Regions from separate parts of the Homo sapiens genome. Here region 2 is linked to region 1. Evidence: read pairs that join two places in POLR2A ChIA-PET (ENCODE). Cell type or tissue: OCI-LY7. All regions are shown on one strand. Links, peaks and the distances in the headings refer to the core of each region. The heading gives the core; the rest is flanking DNA.

What was found. ChIA-PET counts read pairs that join two places held together with the same protein. Peaks named below come from ENCODE experiments on the same cell type or tissue, not always from the same donor. Only the 100,000 strongest peaks of a DNase experiment are listed, where the experiment ranks them.
Region 2: POLR2A ChIA-PET joins it to region 1 with 5 read pairs; 1 of 35 experiments calls an interaction of 5 or more read pairs at or near these places.

The regions. Positions count from the first base shown.
Region 1 is chr7:135,230,771-135,235,166 of GRCh38, forward strand. It overlaps STRA8 (stimulated by retinoic acid 8), which reads left to right and starts at 3,068. Exons shown (of 9, transcript NM_001394401.1): 1 at 3,068-3,133. In OCI-LY7, for the core only: a CTCF peak has its summit at 2,146 (motif pointing right); a DNase peak (open chromatin) is centred at 2,161.
Region 2 is chr7:135,504,649-135,509,044 of GRCh38, forward strand. All of the region lies in intron 1 of CNOT4 (CCR4-NOT transcription complex subunit 4), which reads right to left. Among named protein-coding and RNA genes, the nearest start is that of CNOT4, 3.3 kb to the right of the region's middle. In OCI-LY7, for the core only: no CTCF peak of the experiment used is centred there; no DNase peak of the experiment used is centred there; H3K4me3 peaks cover 1,686 bases; H3K27ac peaks cover 11 bases.

The DNA.
Region 1 (4,396 bases), core at 130-4,129:
TTGGAAGTTGCTGCTGAGTTGTGATGACAGTATGAGTCTTTGGGAATTTTCACTATGGAGGTCTGGGGAGGGTGGGGACTCTCACCCTGGGACATGTCTTGATGGGGTCATACATCTGCCCTCCTATAGCAGGAAGTGCCCAGCCATACTGACCCAGCAATGCTCCCCATAAAGGAGTTTACTGTATCTGCAGGGTCCCTTGGAAGCCAATGTCTAGCCCCATGCAAAGGACACGGTGAGCAAAAGCCTATCTAGGATTGTGTCTCAGGCTCATCTTGGCAGAAGTGCTGGGAGCCCCTGACTGCAGTCAGAGAGTGCATCCCTCCATTGTGTCTCTGCCTTTTTCATTCTTTCCTGGGAGCCACCATCTGCAGACCTCAGCTCAAAGCTGAGGGTTTTTTGTTCTAAAAGTTACAAAATCTTGCATATATCTCTCTGTCCTAAGGTAGTTGATATTTAAGGGACCAAATGCCCCCCAAGGGGGCATGGAGTGCAGAGGACCAGAGAGAAGATCTTGAGCAAGTCCCTGGCCCTCTCTGAGCCTGGGGAGAAGACTCTTCACAGAGTTGTCCCTGAGGATGCTGAGCACAGTAAAGTCTCAGTATAGGATCCATCACTCTCATTTTAATTGGGGGATAAAAAGATAATACAGCCTGAAGTCCCGGCCTTTTATTTCATGAAATGGATGGACACTAACAAGGAGAATAAATTCAGAGGGTTATTCCTTCTACCAGAAAGTTAGGCCAAGGGGCGCAAAAAGGGGTGGCCATCCCGAGTTGGTATGAATGCAGGGATCTTGGAAGGCTTCCTGGGTGTTGAGCTGGATCTGCAAGGAGGGCATGTTCTCCAACTGGGAGAGAAGGAGAATATTTCCCGGCAGGATCTCTGCTGGGGTGGAGTATTTCAAGACAGGATCTATGCCACTGTGCTGGAGGAATTTCAGGGCAGAATCTATGTTGCTGGAGGAATATTTCAGAGAAGGATCTATGTTATTGTAGGGGGAGGGCATTTCTGGACAGGATCTATGTTCCTGTGGTGGGGAGGGAGTGTATTTTAGGGCAAAAGTTTTGCTACTGGGAGGAAGGGGTCAAGGTCAGAGGGTGGTGGTGTGTGTGGGTGTTACCAGGGATAACTCTTCATATCCAGAGCTAGTGAGAGGCCACCAGGAGGCCCCCAGTGTTCATGGCAGAGCCTTCTGCCTTGCAGCTATGGGGAAGATTGATGTGGACAAGATCCTCTTTTTCAATCAAGAAATCAGGCTGTGGCAGGTAAATAAGCTTCTTAGTAACTTTCCCCCCAGGACTACATTTTTTCTGGGTGCACATCTGCTTGTGTGTGTGGCAGTGGTTGGGGCGGGAGGTGGGGTGACTACATGAAAGGTTGAGGCAGGTCAGAGGTCAGTTTCCAAACCACTCTGTGTCATCTTGGTGCGAGGATAAGGCTCCCCAAGACAGAGCTTCACAAACCCCTAGGTCCCCAGCAACACGGCAGGTAGGGCTGGTGGTGGGAGGTTGGTGGTGGGAGGTGTGGGCAGGCCCAGGAGAGAAAAGTCAGGGAGTGGGGGTGGAGTGGGGTGGTGACAATTTCCTTAAAGCCCTGAGCGACCCTAGGTCAAGGGCTGCGTGACAGCCAGAAATGGGGCAGCGACCCAAGCAGAATTTTGGAGTGAAATGAACATTTTAAATTTTCCTAGAAAGGCCTGTCTCTACAAAAAAATTAAAAATTAGCATGGTGTGGTGGTGCGGGGCTGTAGTCCCGGCTACTCAGGAGGCTGAGGCAGGAGAATCGCTTGAGCCCGGGAATTCGAGGCTGCAGTGCACTCCAACCTGGGCGACAGAACGAGAACCTGTCTCAGGAAAAAAAAAATGCTAGAAGGGGAGAATGAGAATTGACCCTTACTGGAAGGTTTTTCTGTTTTTATGTGACGGTTTCTTTATATGTGGGACATCATCTCACTGACGTCAAACTTCATGAGTGTCTAAGCCTCCCAGGTACCCTACTGCGTGCTTTCCGTAGCGGCTCGTTGATAGTCCTCTCAGTCCCTGCGAGGTGGATTCTAATCCAGAATCCCCTGCTACGCCTGCTAAGCCTGTGACCCCTGTTTCACCCCTGCCTCAGGAGTGAAGGAGCTCACCCATCAGATGGCAGCAAGGGGGCGCCTGGGCGGAGCCATGCTTCTTGCACCGTGCACTGGCCCTGAGCCGGGCACTTCAAGGGGCTTTGTCCTGCATCTGCTACCAAATGTGTAGGGCCTCGCTAGTACCCCCACCAGTGTCAACCAGATATAGTGGGATCATGAGCATCACGAAATATTGCAGGATATAAGCATACAAGCAAAAAGAAGCCTAAACGAGAGTACATCTATATTTGGGAAGGAAAAATGAATTTTTTTTCCAAACTGAAAGAATACCTACTTCCTACTACCCAGAGTGAACCCCTTTTCTCTCTTATTCTTGATATTTTAATCTGAGCTATTAAAGGTCCCTTCTCTCCACCCCATTTTCTCCCCCCATCCTCTATTTCTTCCTGCCTTATTTAAAATGCTATTTCCCTTTCTCCCTTTTATGCGTTTATTTCCTTCATGCCGTTTTCTCATGTTTTCGCTTGAGGCAGCGAGCCTGGTATTTTGATTCCTTTATCTAAGGGGTTTTCCGTAACCCTCAGGACAACCCTGTAAGCTGGTGGCATTGCCCCATTTGAGAGATGAGAAAACTGGGGCCCAGTGCCAGGTGAGTGGAACCAGCTGGAGGGCATCTACTTAGTCCTCTGAGGACACATGAAGGCTGTGTGGAGCCCCCGAGCTGATTACTGACGCGAGGGTCCCCTCCCTGACCCCTCGCGACCCTGCGAGGTGAGTCAGCCCCGCCCCTCCCTCTTCTCTCTCCTCCCTTTTCTGTCGCCTTCGGACAACTTGTAACACTGTTTCTTCCACTGCCCACACGCCCATTGGCCCGTCACCACGCATCCCCATTGGCTGTGGCGGCCAGGGACAGGGCCGCGATTGGTCCCCACCCCTGTAACGAGGTGCCAGGTCTGTTTTCTGACCCAGACAGGAACCGCGATCCCCACTCCGGCGCACGAAGCCGGGTGACTGCTGTCCCGGGAGTGGGGACGTCGCGTGCACCGTTGGCGAGTAAGTATCCTTTGAACGCTCCTCTCCAGAAAGGTGCCCTTGGGCATATGAGTGTTTGTGTAGACTTGAAAGAATTCAGTGCAGCGGAGCCTAACAGGTGAACTTTTAGCGCGGGGTTCACAGGAGCCTTTTGTATCCGTCACTGTGGCTACCTACATTTTTGAGAGTGATTCTGGATGATGATGATGATGATGATGATGATTATTATTATTATCATTTTGAGACGGAGTTTCGCTCTTGTCACCCAGGCTGGAGTGCAATGGCGAGATCTCAGCTCACTGCAACCTCCGCCTCCCGGGTTCAAGCGATTCTCCTGCCTCAGCTTCCCGAGTAGCTGGAACTACAGGTGTGGGCCACCACGCCCGGCTAATTGTTTGTATTTCTAGTAGAGACAGGGGTTTCACCGTGTTGGCTGGGCTGGTCTCGAACTCCTGACCTCAGGTGATCCGTCCACCTCGGCTTCCCAAAGTGTGGGATTACAGGCAGGAGCCACGGCACCCAGCCAATTCTGGATTATTTTTACATAATTTGATATAGATAGAAAATCAAAGGAAGCTGTCTGTGGGTTGTAGTACATTATGCAGTGTATTATACTGTCTGGGGCTTGCTAATGAGAATGGATCACACTCAAATATTTTGTGGACTGATGCTTAAAAATGAACATTTCTCTGAAATTTGGAGAAGGTGAGGGCATTTTTTTTAAAGTTTAGTCTAGGGAGTTTTTTAAACGTCAGCTCTGAGTGGATATTAAAAAGTGTTTTAATAGGAAAATATGTGGTAATGAAAGTATGCTCTGCTTTATAGAGGACAATTAATAAAAATATGTCATGTGACAGTGTTAATCCTCACAAAATGCCCTTTTAGAAGAAGGTATCAACGAAGCTGCCTCCTAACTTTGTTAGACTGAAAGGTTATGTTTGGCAAGCTGATCTCATGAACAAGGTCGAACACAGCAATAAGTTTTGGTTTTCTTTGTTCACTTGTTTGCTTTTAGACAGAATCTCACTCTGTCACCCAGACTGGAGTGCAGTAGCATGATCTCAGCTCACTGCAACCTCTGCTTCCTAGGCTCAAGTGATCCTCCCAACTCAGCCTCCTGGGTGGCTGGGACTACAGGCACATGACGCCCAGATAATTTTTGTATTTTTTGTAGAAATGGGGTTTGGCCACGTTGCCCAGTCTGGTCTCAAACTCCTGAGCTCAAGTGATCCTCCTGCCTCAGCCTCCCAAAGTGCTAGGATTACAGGCAAGAGCCACTGTGCC
Region 2 (4,396 bases), core at 165-4,164, 270 kb after region 1:
GCTAATTTTTTGTATTTTTAGTAGAGACGGGGTTTCACCGTTTTAGCCGGGATGGTCTCGATCTCCTGATCTCGTGATCCGCCCGCCTCGGCCTCCCAAAGTGCTGGGATTACAGGCGTGAGCCACCGCGCCCGGCCCATCCGGCTAATTTTTGTATTTTTAGTAGAGATGGGGTTTCACCATGTTGGCCAGGCTGGTCTCGAACTCCTGACCTCGTGATCTGCCCACCTCGGCCTCCCAAAGTGCTGGGATTACAGGCGTGAGCCACCGTGCCCGGTCACATCTACTATTTTTAAGGGAAAGCATTTTATTCTTCTAATTACACTGCTTTTTTGCCTTGACCTTTTTTCCAAACTGGTTTTAGGCATATCCACAAGCCAATTTTGATTATTTTGATTTCAAATTCTACTCCATAATTGCTTTAAAACTCAAGAGGTGAGATTTTAGTAGCCATACTTTAAAAAAGTTGTTTTTGAACAGTTATCTGACATACACACCTATACAAATAGCAAGACTTATCCTAATAGCAATACATCATCTGCCCATCACCCAAAGCAATTAAAGCTTAAAACAGGACAACTCTCCTGTATAAACAGAGTTTAATAATAAAGAAGCCGTACTTGAGGCCGGGCACAGTGGCTCACACCTGTAATCCCAGCACTTTGGGAGGCTAAGGCGGGCAGATCACGAGGTCAGCAGTTCGAGAACAGCTGGTCAACATGGTGAAACCCCATCTCTACTAAAAATACAAAAATTAGCTGAGTGTGGTGGCGGACATCTGTAATCCCAGCTACTCGGGAGGCTGAGGCAGGAGGATTGCTTGAACCTGGGAAGCAGAGGCTTCAGTGAGCCGAGATCGTGCAGCTACACTCCAGCCTGGGTGACAGAGCGAGACTCCGTCTTGGGGAGTAGCGGGGAGAAAAAAAGCCATACTCACAAATAAACCTGTTAAGATGAAAAATAAACTCATACTCAAACTGTGTTATACCATCCTTAAAGTTAGGTTTTCCTACCAAGTAAAAGTAATCATCTTCTTTTTAGTAGCTTATAATTTCTCTTTTCTGATAAAAAGAAAAATATGCTGCTAAAATCTAAGTACTAAAATCTAAGGAGACAAAATAGTGGTGAAATTTTTTATAAACTTTGTAATTAAATAATAAAGAATCGTATCATAAAAAAGAAATGTGTCACAGAACCAGTTAGATTCTATTATAGTAGAAAAAGTTGACATTTACCACATAATCTTTTCTAATAAAGAAGTCCACATAACAAGATTAAAAACAATTGTGAAGTTCTTTTAGAAAACCAATAAATGCATGATTAAAAAGTCCCACATATCTTCTTTCCTTGCATCACAAAAATAACTGGGTAAATTATGCTAGCTTTTAAATTTGAGTACTCTCAACTTTTGAGGAAAATATGTATATACTACAATCTTTAAAATATTGAGGATATTGTCATCTTTTATTCAGGAATGGATATTTGCAGATTTTTCCTAATATCTTTGAGGTAACATAAAATATTATAAAATCTCAGAATGTGTTAAACAAGTTTTATCCAATACATGCTATTCCAGTGGGATAAAAACCATTTACAAGTTCCATTTAGATTAAGAAATCCTTTGAGAAAATTATGTAGTACATTCTAGTTATACTGTTTCTAGAACAGCAAAAATCTCTATAACCTATTTCCCTACTGTTTTCTTCAGAACCAAATGAGCTGAATGTAACTTCCTTCACAAAGAGTCAAGACAGTATTATAGTTACTGTAAGAGAGCTAACTAACTGAATTTTCACCAGAGGCTGAAGTTTTCACAAATTAAAACCATTTTACTTAAATGATCTATAAAAATAATAACACTAAGTTTAAACATATTTAATTGAGTACTATTTGCAGTCACATTAGAAAATTTAATTTTAGGCCTGGCATGGTGGCTCACGTCTGTAATCCCAACCCTTTGGGAGGCCAAGGTGGGCGGATCACGAGGTCAGGAGTTCAAGACCAGCCTGACCAACATGGTGAAACCCCGTCTCCACTAAAAATACAAAACTTAGCCGGGCATGGTGGCACACGCCTGTAATCCCAGCTACTCAAGAGACTGAGGCAGGAGAATCGCTTGAACCTGGGAGGCAGAGGTTGCAGTGAGCCAAGATCGCACCACTGCACTCCAGCCTGAGTGACAGAGCGAGACTGTCTCAAAAAAAAAAAGAAAAGAAAAGAAAAAGAAAGAAAAGAAAATTTAATATTTTTCTCATACAAAACAACAAAAAGATAAATTTATTAAACTGAAGAATATGGATTCCTTTTAAAGCCAAGATTAGGGAGGTGAAAAAAGGGAAGATTTCTAAATCCAAACTGCTTAAACTGATAAGATATTTTTTCATTCCTTTAAAGCACACAAAATCATTTTTAAAATAAGACTCCCCTAAAGCTAGGAGTTCATCCACTGGCAACACCCTTTCTTTAACAAATGAGTTGCAAGTTATCGCTAGTACTCCCATTTAGACTCAAGTTGAAGGGCATTACAAAAACAATTTTATTTTTCTGCACTTTGTCATTTGATTATAACTGTCTCATCCTAATTTTATAATAGGCCAACTTTAAGCGATTCATGTTCAAAACCTTCTTACAGAAATAATCTATTGATCTCAAGAATTCAACTACTCAACCTGGCAGAAAGTATTCCAAATTATCAAAAGAAACCATGAAAATATGAAGCTTCAGTGTTCATAACGTTAGATCAAAAAACTAAAACCAAGCAAAACTATTTAGAAATCTCAGCTCCCTATTTCCTATCAAAATGTTAAAGAACTTTAGATATCTTCTTTAAACGTACTAAAGATACAAAAGTAAATTCCTTTTGACTTCAGAGGGCTGAAATGAAGAATTCAGTAACTGCGGGCAAAAATTATGGAGGGGAAAGAATTACTTGAGAAAATATTTCGTGAGACAAATACCTTTTTTTAAAAAAAAAGATGTATTAAAATCACTTACTCCCTTCTACCAGACAAACAATCCTCTCCTAGAACTCACTGCTTACAATTCAGCCAAGTATGACTGCCAAGAGTTTCTAAACCTGTGTTAGGATTTTTAAAAGTGGAAAGCTTCTCCACCAGTGTATTACAACAAAAAGTATATTTTTTAGAGTTAAAGATCAACTATTAAATACACTCCTACTGATAAACTAAATGTAAGTGATTAAAAAAAACCCAAAACTCAACTTGTAACTTAGCACAAAGTTTGCTATATAAATTGCTTGCAGTTCTAAGAGTAGGTATTTATTTGGTCCCCCAAATTGGGGCTTAAGTGGCTGAAAGAAAAAAGTTTTATAAACAGCTTTTCTAACCTTAGTTTACATTTGGTAAAACAGACCATTTATCACAATCAAGTGAACATAATGCCAAATGTTAAGATTCCAAATTTTACAGGTAAAATTTGTAAAAATTACAATAACCCAGTAATGGACTGCCACATGAGACTGTCACTGATTTTAAACATTTTTACATATATCTTAAGAATACAATGTCATGTAAGTCATGTTTAAACTTGGGATGTATGTATTTGAACTATGTAATCTTGGTTGCTTTTCTGGTAATTCTTTATCTCACAGTGGTCTGATTATAGCCAGGGCTGCTTCTTCCCATTTTACCATTAGTCAGTACATCTTAATTTTGCTTTCACCAAAACATGGACATCATAAGCCACCTCTTGCTTCCAGTTTTCTGCTTTTTACTGTAGATAACAATGACAGTGAGTTCCACCAAATGCATGTATGTGCACAGCTTTGTCATTCTTTTCCCAGCCCCCTTCTTTTCTATGAGAAAAATACGAGGAACTTAGGTTTATATAAAAATGTCGATTTTTCTTTTGCATACATAACTAATGGATTTTCAAGACAAGACAATTTATTCTGATAACTATCATCCTAGAAATGTCAAGAGAACTTCCCAAATCCAAAAATAAGAAGAAAATCTGATATTAACTGGAGAGGAAATTTCCACTCAAATCATAAATAAAATGTCATCAATTAAGCTGAACATCAATAAAACTCAGTCAAAAATCAAGCCTCAATACAGAACCCACACATAACCCACATGTAATCAAAATATCACTTATATTTGCTAGCGGAGTTCACAGATGAATTCTGTATGTGCGCCAGATTTATCTTATTTTGTAATGCTGGGGTTAATATTTATTGGTATAAATCAGGGCCCACACTAAGTGTCCTGGGGAGAGGCAATCCAAAGAACGCTTAGTAGCATGATAAAACCGGTCCAAAACGAAAAAAAAGAAAAAAAGCCAAGTCCTAACACAACAGAGCGAATAAGCGACAAATAGATCACAGAAAGCAAAACGAAAACGGTCCTCTCCGGAGTAGCCTGAATAAAAGATCTTC